Linked DNA regions of Homo sapiens: region 2 is linked to region 1. A link is an interaction called in ENCODE POLR2A ChIA-PET data of the cell type or tissue named here. Cell type or tissue: A673. All regions are shown on one strand. Each heading gives the region's core, and the rest is flanking DNA. Links, peaks and the distances in the headings are about the cores only. Region 1 holds the start of ZNF273 (zinc finger protein 273). Region 2 has its middle 32 kb from the start of ZNF138.

What was found. Peaks named below come from ENCODE experiments on the same cell type or tissue, not always from the same donor. Only the 100,000 strongest peaks of a DNase experiment are listed, where the experiment ranks them.
Region 2: POLR2A ChIA-PET joins it to region 1 with 8 read pairs; 2 of 35 experiments call an interaction of 5 or more read pairs at or near these places.

What each region holds. Positions count from the first base shown.
Region 1 is chr7:64,898,226-64,903,606 of GRCh38, forward strand. It overlaps ZNF273 (zinc finger protein 273), which reads left to right and starts at 5,048. Exons shown (of 4, transcript NM_021148.3): 1 at 5,048-5,194. The coding sequence starts at 5,093. RefSeq lists enhancers at 4,043-4,915, 4,583-4,632, 4,653-4,702, 4,916-5,381, 5,103-5,162 and 1 more. In A673, for the core only: no CTCF peak of the experiment used is centred there; a DNase peak (open chromatin) is centred at 4,956; H3K4me3 peaks cover 724 bases; H3K27ac peaks cover 331 bases.
Region 2 is chr7:64,759,982-64,765,362 of GRCh38, forward strand. No RefSeq gene overlaps it. Among named protein-coding and RNA genes, the nearest start is that of ZNF138, 32 kb to the right of the region's middle. In A673, for the core only: no CTCF peak of the experiment used is centred there; no DNase peak of the experiment used is centred there.

The sequences.
Region 1 (5,381 bases), core at 260-5,259:
ATAAGTATTCAATTTATATCACCTTTCTTCTCTATTTCAACACCTTCTTCACTTAACACCAATGGAAAGCAAGCCAGCTGGTGCCAGGAAAGCACGTGTTGTTATTGCCATTTTAATGATGACAGTGAAGAACACTCGTTTGAGTGTTCTTCGTTTGAGTAGTACTCGCGTGCCAAACGCTGTTCATTTAACACAAAGAACTGGTTTTCTATTTTATCCTAAATTTACTGATAACATTTTTAGCTAAGAAGACTTTGTCTCATTCAAGTGTGTTTTATGGAATTTGGTTGACATTTAAGTGTCTCTGACTTTCCTGGAATATATTATAATTTTTCATAAATCCATATTGAGTACTATAAATAAACAATCTTTTACTAAAAGCCTTTGTGAGGTAGAGTAGGATACATCAAATTTTATTATAATATGGTAAGTGTGTTAACCATGTTCCTAGTAATCCCTCTGAACACAGCATTCTCAGTTTCCAGTATTCACATTGAGTCACTTAGGGGAAATTGGTATCTCTGTAAGCAGGCAGAAGAAGGTGCCCAGTGGAGGTGCACCACATTGCATGGAAATGCTGTCCACATGCACCTTTGGGGTCTTAATTTAACTGGGCTGTCATTTGCATGGCTAGATACTTACTGAATCCGGTCATACTGTTTTTGGCAGCTAATGGCATTTGTTCCCCATAAGTTTTCTACAATTATTTGCTTTGCTGAAAAATAAATCTTTTGTTAACTTACTCTAAATTGAGAGACTAGATTTGCAATTTTCAATTTTTAAACATGAAAGCAAAGCAGAGAAGAACAATATGTGTATATAACATGCATTTTCCTGCCTATGAAAATTCTTGTATTGCCTTGGAAACCCTAGGAAGCCACCTAAAGAATTCTCCCTTCAAATTGTTTAGCCAGAATTTTAAATTTCAAAAGGTCCAAAACTTAACAATTGAGCAAAGCAAAAATCTTGTCTTTGCTTCTTGTTAGTAATCTGTCATTTCAGAAAACATGGCAATTATGCCAAGCCATTGAAAAAAAATGTGATTTTGGTTAATTTTATCCCATTTAAAATGTTGTCTTTGTTACTTTTATCATGTTAATCTAAGAGAAACTATCTACATAACTATTTATGCCTTCAGGAAATATTATGCCAGGCGCAGTGGCTCACGCCTGTAATCCCGACATTTTGGGAGGCCAAGGTGAGTGGATCACTTGAGGTCAGGAGTCCCAGACCGGCCTTGCCAACATGGTGAAACCCCATTTCTACTAAAAACACAAGAATTAGCCAGGTGTGGTGGTGTATACCTGTAATCCCAGCTATTTGGAAGGCTGAGGCAAGAGAATCACTTGAAACTGGGAGACAAATGTTGAAGTAGAGCCAAGATCTTGCCACTGCACTCCAGATGGAGATAAAATGAGACTCCATCTCAAAAAAAAAAAAGAAAAAATATTTCTATTAAGTTGTTTAAAGTTCAGTATTGTAGTACAGTATAGCAGAATTCTCTAAAATTAGCAGAAGTTCATTGTAATTTCAAGGTTTTTTTTTTTTTTTTGAGACAGAGTTTTGCTCTTGTTGCCCGGGCTGGAGTGCAATGGCGTGATCTTGGCTCACAGCAACCTCTGCCTCCCGGTTTCAAGTGATTCTCCTGCCTCAGCCTCCTAAGTAGCTGGGATTACAGGCATGCGCCACCAAGCCTGGCTAATTTTGTATTTTTAGTAGAGACGGGGTTTCTCCATGTTGGTCAGGCTGGTCTCGAACTCCCAACCTCATGGGATCCGCCTGCCTCGGCCTCCCAAAGTGCTGGGATGAGCCACCACACCCTGCCTGGTTTCAAGGGATTTAACTGTGATAACAAATGATTAGGTATGCTTTATGCTTTTTCTTTTCTCTCTCTTTTTTTTTTTTTGTTTGTTTGTTTTGAGACCAAGTCTCGCTCTGTCACCCAGGCTGGAGTGCAGTTGTGTAATCTCGGCTCACTGCCACCTCCATTTTCAAGGCTGAAGTAATCCTCCCACCTCAGACTCCTGAGTAGCTGGGAATACAGCCTTGTGCCACCATGCCGGGCAATTTTTGTACTTTTAGTAGAGATGGTGTTTTGTCATGTTGCCCAGGCTGGTTTCAAACTCCTGGGCTCAAGTGATCCATCCACCTTGAACTCCCAAAATGCAAGTGGTACAGGAGATAGAAAGAAATTGTTTAGGCAGATAGCGAGGGTAAAAGAGTCCCTGGCAAGGTTTCCCTTTTAACCAAAAGCAGCCTGAAAAATCGAGCAGCAAACATGGATAAGCAAACCGGAAGCTTGCACTAGTGAATGCCAGCAGCTAGCCAGGTGTGTTCAACATGGAGGCTCCATCCTCCCTTTCCTCACCATTGAACGTTAAAGAAATAGGCAACATGGCTGCTGGCCAGGCAGAGAATCCATCTGCATAATAAAAAATTAGGGTGGGGGCGGCCAGATTTTCACACCTATGCAAATAGCACAACTAGTCCTAACCAGTTTTTTGCACCGTATACAAATGGCACACCTAATCCAATCAATCTTTCATACCCTATGTACATCAGACATTACCTTCTCAAGATCATCTATAAAACACCTTGCATTTCACCATGAAACCAGCAACCCACTTCTCCAAGAACACTCTCTGTCACAGAGAGCTCTTTTCTCTTTTGCCTATAAACTTCTGCTCTGAACCTAACTCTGTGTGTGTCCATGTTCTAGTTTTCCATGCCACGAGGATTATAGGCATGAGCCAAGGCACCAAGCTAGTATGCCTTTATTTATTTTTTTTTTTTTGTAGAGAGAGTCTTGCTCTATCTCCCAGGCTGGAGTGCAGTGGCTCCATCTCGGCTCATTGCAGCCTCTGCCTCCTGAGTTCAAGCGATTCTCATACCTTAGCCTCCCGAGTTGCTGGGACTACAAGCGCACGCCATCACACCTGGCTAATTTTTGTATTTTTAGTAGAGATGAGGTTTTACCATGTTGGCCAGGCTGGTCTCGAACTCCTGACCTCAGGTGATCTACCTGCCTCAGCCTCCCAAAGTGCTGGGATTACAGGCATGAGCTACCGTGCCCGGCGCTGGTATGCTTTTTCACAATAACTTCAATTCTAGAAGGGTACCCACTGGTCTTTATGGGGTTTCTGTAACGGATACTGTAACCCTATGCCACCGGAATGGTGCAGACATGCTGATTTTATTAGAATGAGTTCAGCCTTCTTGGTAGACTATTGGTATCCCAGAGGCTGACCATTCACTGCAGCTTATTAAATGTAGCTCCATGATGCCAATGAGTCCTTTCAGCCAGGTTGCCTTTTTCTTCTCATTGATGTAGTCAGGTCGTGATCTCTTTTGCTTGTCTTATGCTATTCCAGATGATAGGTGATTATTTCTTCCGTAAGTGAGACCCTCTTTTCTTTTCTCTGCCATGGGATCCTCCTATGATGTGTCTCTTTCTCTTAAAAGCACTTGTAATCCCAGCACTTTGGGAGGCCGAGGCGGGCGGATCACATGAGGTTGGGAGTTCGAGACCAGCCTGACCAACATGGAGAAAGGCCGTCTCTACTAAAAATACAAAATTAGCCGGGCACGATGGCACATGCCGGTAATCTCAGCTACTCGGGAGGCTGAGGTGGGAGAATCGCTTGAACCCGGAGGTGGAGGTTGCGGTGAGCCCACATTGTGCGAGTGAAACTCCTTCTCAAAAAGCACCGCTGCTTCGGGCGCGGTGGCTCACGCCTGTAATCCTAGCACTACTTTGGGAGGCCAAGGCGGGCAGATCACTTGAGGTCATGTATAATATTATACATAATATTATATATTATTATACATATTTTATATTATTATATACAATAATATATATTACATGAAAAATTACATACTGCTCACATATTAAAATAATATTTTGAATATTAGAATATTTGAATTCTAGAACTAGAATATATAACGATGAAATTGTTACAATAAATTCCACCTGTTTCTTCCTTTTTTTTTTAAGTTTGGCTACTAGAATATTTAAAATTCACATGTGGCTTACATTTTATTTCAGAGAATTAACTCCGTTTTAAAATCTCAGGCTGCCTGCTTAAAGGACCAGAAGCTAGGAAGGTCGTAAAATCGGATATTAAATAATGTTATTATATTTTTTCCATTTGTTAATAGCCATATAATTGTGAACCTCAAATATCTGAGACAGATCTCAGTTAATTTAGAAAGTTTATTCTGAGGCCAGGCGCGGTGGCTCACGCCTGTAATCCCAGCACTTTGGGAAGCCGAGGCGGGTGGATCACCTGAGGTCAGGAGTTCAAGACCAGCCTGGACAAAGTGGTGAAACCCCGTCTTTACTAAAAATAGAAAAATTAGCCAGCTACTCTGGAGGCTGAGGCAGGAGAATCGCTTGAACCCCGGAGGGAGGTGGAAGTTGCAGTAGCAGAGATCGGATCGTGCCACTGCACTCCAGCCTGGAAGACAGAGCGAGACTCCGAAAGAGACAGAGAGAGAGAAAGAAAAAGAAAGAAAGAAAACTGGAAGTGGGGAGGCGGCTTCCAGGTCCTAGGTAGATAAAAGACAAATGGTTGCATTCTTTTGAGTTCCTGATTAGCCTGGGAAAAGGAGGCAATCAGATATGCAATCATCTCAGTGAGCAGAGGGGTGACTTTGAATAGAATGGAAGGCAGGTTTGCCCTAAGCAGTTCCCAGCTTGACTTTTCCCTATAGCTTAGTGATTTTGGGGCCGCAAAATTTATTTTCCTTTCACACACTATACTATTTATTAATATAAATGCATATGACCTTATACACAAGGTTAAATGCAAATACCCCGTGGGTGGGCCGGGCTCAGTTCAGGGAGGAAGCCCTGACTGAAAAGCCTGCAGTTTAGGTTTCATTCTATCTTCTTTCAGCCCAGCAACTGAGCACACCTTCTGTCATTCAGGGCCTGAGGGGGCGGGTCCTTAAACATCCTCCAATCAGGGACGCTGGGCTGGGACCCGTCCAATCAGGCACGCAGCTGGAGCGGACAGGACGGCTTCCGGGATTTGGCGGGGCCTTTGTCTCTCGCTGCAGTCGCAGCTCCAGGTCTCGTCTTCACTGCTCTATGTCCTCTGCTCCTAGAGGTCCACCTTCTGTGGCCCCGTTACCTGCAGGTATTGGGAGATCCACAGCTAAGACGCCAGGACTCCCTGGAAGCCTAGAAATGGTGAGAGTGCCGGGTCCCAGATCCCGAGAGAGGGGGAGGGCCTGGTTGGAACTGGTGGGAAGTGGATGTGGCGAGACTCCGGCCTCCCTGCAGTAGACTCCAAAATCCGCGGCCAGGAGTTCTCCTTGGCGCAGCTCGGCCCTCAGTCCCCTTCAGTCATAAGATGGCTGCTGGGCTGGCAGCCGGG
Region 2 (5,381 bases), core at 166-5,165, 140 kb before region 1:
AGTGGCCTCAGTGCTTTTGGGCTGTGCCCTTGATTACACTGACAAGGTGGTATTGGATTGTTATAGGGTTACAGAGAAGGCCTTCAATGATCAATTATATTTACCCTGACTTTTAAAGGAAAAGGGTACACTGTTTTTTCTCCACTACTTCCATCTCTCTTTCTTTCTCTTTGACTTTCTGTCTTTTCTCTCTCTGACTCCCCTTTGTCTGTCTCTTCCTCTCTCTGACTTTCTGTCTCTCTCTTTGATTCCTTTGTCTCTTCCTCTCTCCTTCTCTGACTTTCTGTCTCTCTGACTCTTTGTCTCTGTCTCTTCCTCTCTTTTTGACTGTCTCTTTCTGTGTCTCTCTTTGTCTCTGTCTCTTCCTGTCTTTCTCTGTCTTTCCTCTCTGCTGATCTTTCCCTGACTCTGCCAGCCACTTATGCTGCTGTTCTCCCCTCTCCTTCCCCTTTTGATGGCTTCGGCAGTGTAAGAGTGCCACTTCCTTGGGTTTTTGCCTGCATGCAATAACTCCATGGTTTCCTTGTGATATTTAATGGGGGTTCCCCCAGAGGTTAGGCACTCCCTTTCTTTCCATATTGCAGTATGGGCTTGTAGGATTAGATAAGCATACTTACTATGTGTAGCAAAGTCTCCCAGTTACAACTGAGGAGGTGGGAGAAATATCTGGTTACAGGCTGTCCCAGGATTCCTCGGATGGTAGTTGACCTTGAAGACAGCTGTCCGGGACAGGAGATTAACACTGAGAGAGCCACACCAGTGTCCAGGAGGAAGTCAATTTCCTGACCCTCAATGGTTAAATGTACCCGGGGCTCAGTGAAGGTGATGATGTGAGGTGGCATTTGCCCTGGGCACCCTCAGTCCTGTTGTTGGATCATCTGGTTGGGGGCTTCTGGCCCAGAGAACCTTTGTCCTCTGGGGCAGTGCGCCTTTCAGTGATTGCCTCAGCATAGTGGAGATGGGCGAGGGGGTAGCTTGTTTCTCGTTGGACAATCTTTTTTAAAGTAGCCTTACAAATGACATTGATAACAAGCCCTACCAGGTGATTGGCCTGCTCCATTTTCTGTCCTCTCCGAACCACCAAAGTTTATTTGTCTGAGGGCCTTGACTATCCTGACCCTTGTAAAAAGGCATGTTGGATTTTGGTTTTTAAAATTCTTTTTTTTTTTTTTTTTTTTTTTTGAGATGGAGTCTTGCTGTGTCGCCCAGGCTGGAGTGCAGTGGCGAAATCTCGGCTCACTGTAAGCTCCGCCTCCCAGGTTCATGCCATTCTCCTGCCTCAGCCTCCCGAGTAGCTGGGTAGCTGGGACTACAGGCGCCTGCCACCATGCCTGGCTAATTTTTTTGTATTTTTAGTAGAGATGGGGTTCTAATCATATATTTTATTTGTTAAAAGTTGTTATTTACTTTTTTCCTTACAAAAGTGAGTGTAGTTGTTTCTCTGGTCTGCCACTTTTTGGGGGTAATTTCAAACAGAATCTCAGGGCTTAGCTTTGAGAATGCTACCAGGGAAAAATAGGAAATATCTCTCCTTTTATGGCTATAGAAAATGAATACATTTCCACAAGACGTGTAGTAAATCAACTGGTGCATTACATAGATGCATCAAAACAATAGTTCCTTTTTTTTTTGAGGGTGAAGAATTTGTAATATTTTGAATCTCTTTTCTGTAGCATGTCATTTGAATAAGTTTAATGCTAAATTTTTTAAGGTGATACTTGGCACCTTCTAAAAGTATTAATATATGGTTAATTGTTAAATTATTTTTTATAGAGATAAGTGATGTGTTTATTGTCTGAAAGGGATAGACACTTGTTTTTCGTTGTTTTGTTGTTGTTGAGATATAAAATGTAAATGCCTTACAACTTAATTCTCTTTCATAAACACTGAGTTTGAGTAATTTTGCTAGATTCTTCAAACACTGACTATTTTTTTAAATATAAAATCAAGTGTCCCAGAACTTTGGGAGGCCGAGGTGGGCAGATCAGCTGAGGTCGGGAGTTTGAGACCAGCCTGACCAACATGGAGAAACCCTATCTCTATTAAAAACACAAAATTAGATGGGCATGGTGGCGCATGCCTGTAATCCCAGCTACTTGGGAGGCTGAGGCAGGAGAATCACTTGAACCCAGGAGGTGGAGGTTGCAGTGAGCCAAGATCATGCCATTGCACTCCAGCCTGGGTGACAAGAGCAAAACTCCTCTCAGAAAAAAAAAAAAAATCAAGTGAACTATGCTGATTGGAAAATGAAAGCCCAAACCCAGTGACTCCAAGCTGGCCAGTCTTGAGCCTGCAAAAAGGGGTGATTGAACACCAAGTTGGTTGGTCTTTTACTGGTGAGTCACCCCTGCAGGTGTCCCAGCCTACTCACCTCAGCCATGGAAGAATTGTTTATACTGACAGAAGCTACAGAGCCCTGGAAAGCTGGATACTCAAAGTCAGATGCAGTTAAAGTTGGGATAGAAGTGGTTGGGGAGCCTCTTTTTGAGGATGGATTTGTTGTTATTGTCCTGGGGCTCTACCTAAACTTTGTCAAATAGAACTAATTTAGAGTTAGGTATGAAGTTACTTACTCCTAAAGAAGAATTGTAGTAAGAGAATAATACCAACTATAAGATCTTTGAGAATCTCAAAAAATAGGCAGAAAATAACTTTTATTTGCTTACTTATTCATTTATTTATTTATTTTGAGATGGAGCCTCTTGCTCTGTTGCCCAGGCTAGAGTACAGTGGCATGATCTCAGCTCACTGCAATCTCTGCCTCCCAAGTTCTAGCAGTTCTTCAGCCTAAGCCTCCCAAATAGCTGGGACTACAGGTGTGTGCCACCACGGCTAGCTATTTTTTGTAATTTTAGTAGAGATGGGATTTCACCATGTTGGCTAGGCTGGTTTTGAACTCCTAACCTCAGGTGATCCACCAACTTTGGCCTCTCAAAGTGCTAGGATTAGAGGTGTGAGCCACTGTGCTTGGCCCACTCTTGTTTCTTGATAGTACCTTTCTCTCTCCTGCCTTTCTTTTCCCCCAAAACCCTCTTTTATATTCACACAGTGTGGCAGTGTGCCCAAGTCCATCCCTCAGGTACCTGAATCCTGTGCCTACTAGAATTCAGATGTTAATAAGTTCAAGACCATGGCTTTAGACCTGGCTGTTGTCAAAGTAAATACAGAGGCTGGGCGCAGTGGCTCACAACTGTAATCCCAGCACTTTGGGAGGCCGAGGTGGGTGGATCACAAGGTCAGGAGTTCAAGACCAGCATGGCCAACATAGTGAAACCCCATATCTACTAAAAATACAAAAAATTAGCCAGGCGTGGTGGTGGGCACCTATAATCCCAGCTAATTGGGAGGCTGAGGCAGGAGAATTGCTTGAACCCAGGAGGCAGAGGTTGCAGTGAGCCAAGATCTTGCCACTGCACTCCAGCCCGGGCAACAGTGCAAGACTGTCTCAAAAAAAAAAAAAAAAAAAAAAAAAAAAAAGAAGCAAATGCAAATTAGGAAGAAGAGGCTTAATGTTTTCTTTTTAAAATAAGGGAAGATTTTTTGCTGTTTTCTATTTTCTATTTTCTTTTCTTTTTTTTTTTTTTTTTTTGAGATGGAGTTTTGCTCTTTTTGCCCAGGCTTGAGTGCAATGGTGCAATCTTGACTCACTGCAACCTCTGCCTCCCAGGTTCAAGCGATTCTCCTTCCTTAGCCTCCTGAGTAGCTGGAATTGCAGGCACCCACCACCACTCCTGGCTAATTTTGTATTTTTAGTAGAGAGGGGGTTTCACCATGTTGGCCAGGTTGGTCTCAAACTCCTGACCTCAAGTGATCTGCCTGCCTTGGCCTCCCAAAGTGCTGGGATTACAGGTGTGAGCCACCATGCCCACCCGATGTTTCCTATTTTCATAAAGCACTTAATTTGAAAACTTTTGTATTTAAATATTTTCTCTGCTTCTTTGAAATATATGTAACTCATTTGTATTAGTTAAACAGTTCATTTGTCTTTTTTGACCCAGAATTATCTTTAGGAACTGGAAACTATTGCTTCAAAATATAAATAGCAAGAGTATACACCCTATCTATCCACAGTTTGTACAGGAGAGTAGGAGGCTCCCTTCAGCAGGTACATGGCTCCACATTACAAAAGGACTTTCCGTCATGAAGATGTGAAAATTTTATTTTTCCTTTGATTATTACCAATTAGAAAACGCAGATGACCTCCCAGATTACTAGGGTTATAAACTATGTATGGCAAATGGTGTTGTCAAGTCTTCTACTTGGAAACTAATTTTGGTGACCTTTCTGTGTTTGCAATCTCTTAGTAGATTGCCTGTGATGCACATCACATTTTGGTTTAATGATATAACAAGATAGTTTTCTTGTTCTATTATTGTTAAGAGTTTTTTAGGGTTAGAGATGTTTTTGTTTCTAGCTATATTTTCTACACACTGTCCAGAATTACCAGAGGTTATACACAAGGTGCCCAACAGGTTTCATTTTAGAGGGGTCTCTCTTTCTCAAGTGTCCAATTACAACCCATAATTGTACAGCAAAATGCACAAAGTACAGCAAAGTGCTCCCCAAATCTGTAAGCAGAATGGTCTCTCCTTCTACTTAAGATCCACAATCCCTTCTAGAGAAGTTAGACTAGATTTCTGCAAAAATAACTTTTCAGAACAGCAATCAATTACTCCACCTTTTTCAGTGCTCTTGGCATCTTCAGGTCTCACACTGATTCAAAGATCATAGGGCCCCAGATCCCCAACCAGTCTCGCACATGTGCATTGATTAAACACGAGAATTTACCTTCCTCTCTCCTCCTCTTGTCCAAATGCTCACAAATGTGCATAGCTCACCAGCCTTCCAAGACCTAAATGTGCAGTTCCAAATTCTGAATTCATGTCCTGGGATTCGAGGGAAGAAAAGAACTTTTATTTGAGACATGCAAGTTCTTTTAAACCAGAGATATATTAAAATGAGACCACAGTTATATTCTGCTCTCCTCTTTGAACTATTTATCTTTTTAAATTGGTTGGTATTGCCACAACCTAATAATGCCACACTTGACTCTATAACCCACACCCTATAGCTTAACAATGTATAGTCAATCGCTAACCAGTTATTTATATAAAACAATAAGAATTTTTGACAGATAACTTTGTATCAGTACCCTCTCTGCCTTCCTTTTTTGCCTTTAAAAATACACACTTACAACTGCTTCTAATTGGAGGGTATATTCAGGGCAACTTTTTACTCCAGGGTTGCAATCTTTAAGATTTAGCCAAAATAAACTCTCTACTTATATTATGTTTACCCCAGCTTTTTCCTTTTAGGTCAAAATACTTTTTACAATGTGTTGAAAAAAATTCCATGAGAGGATCTCTCCTCTGGTTTTACTT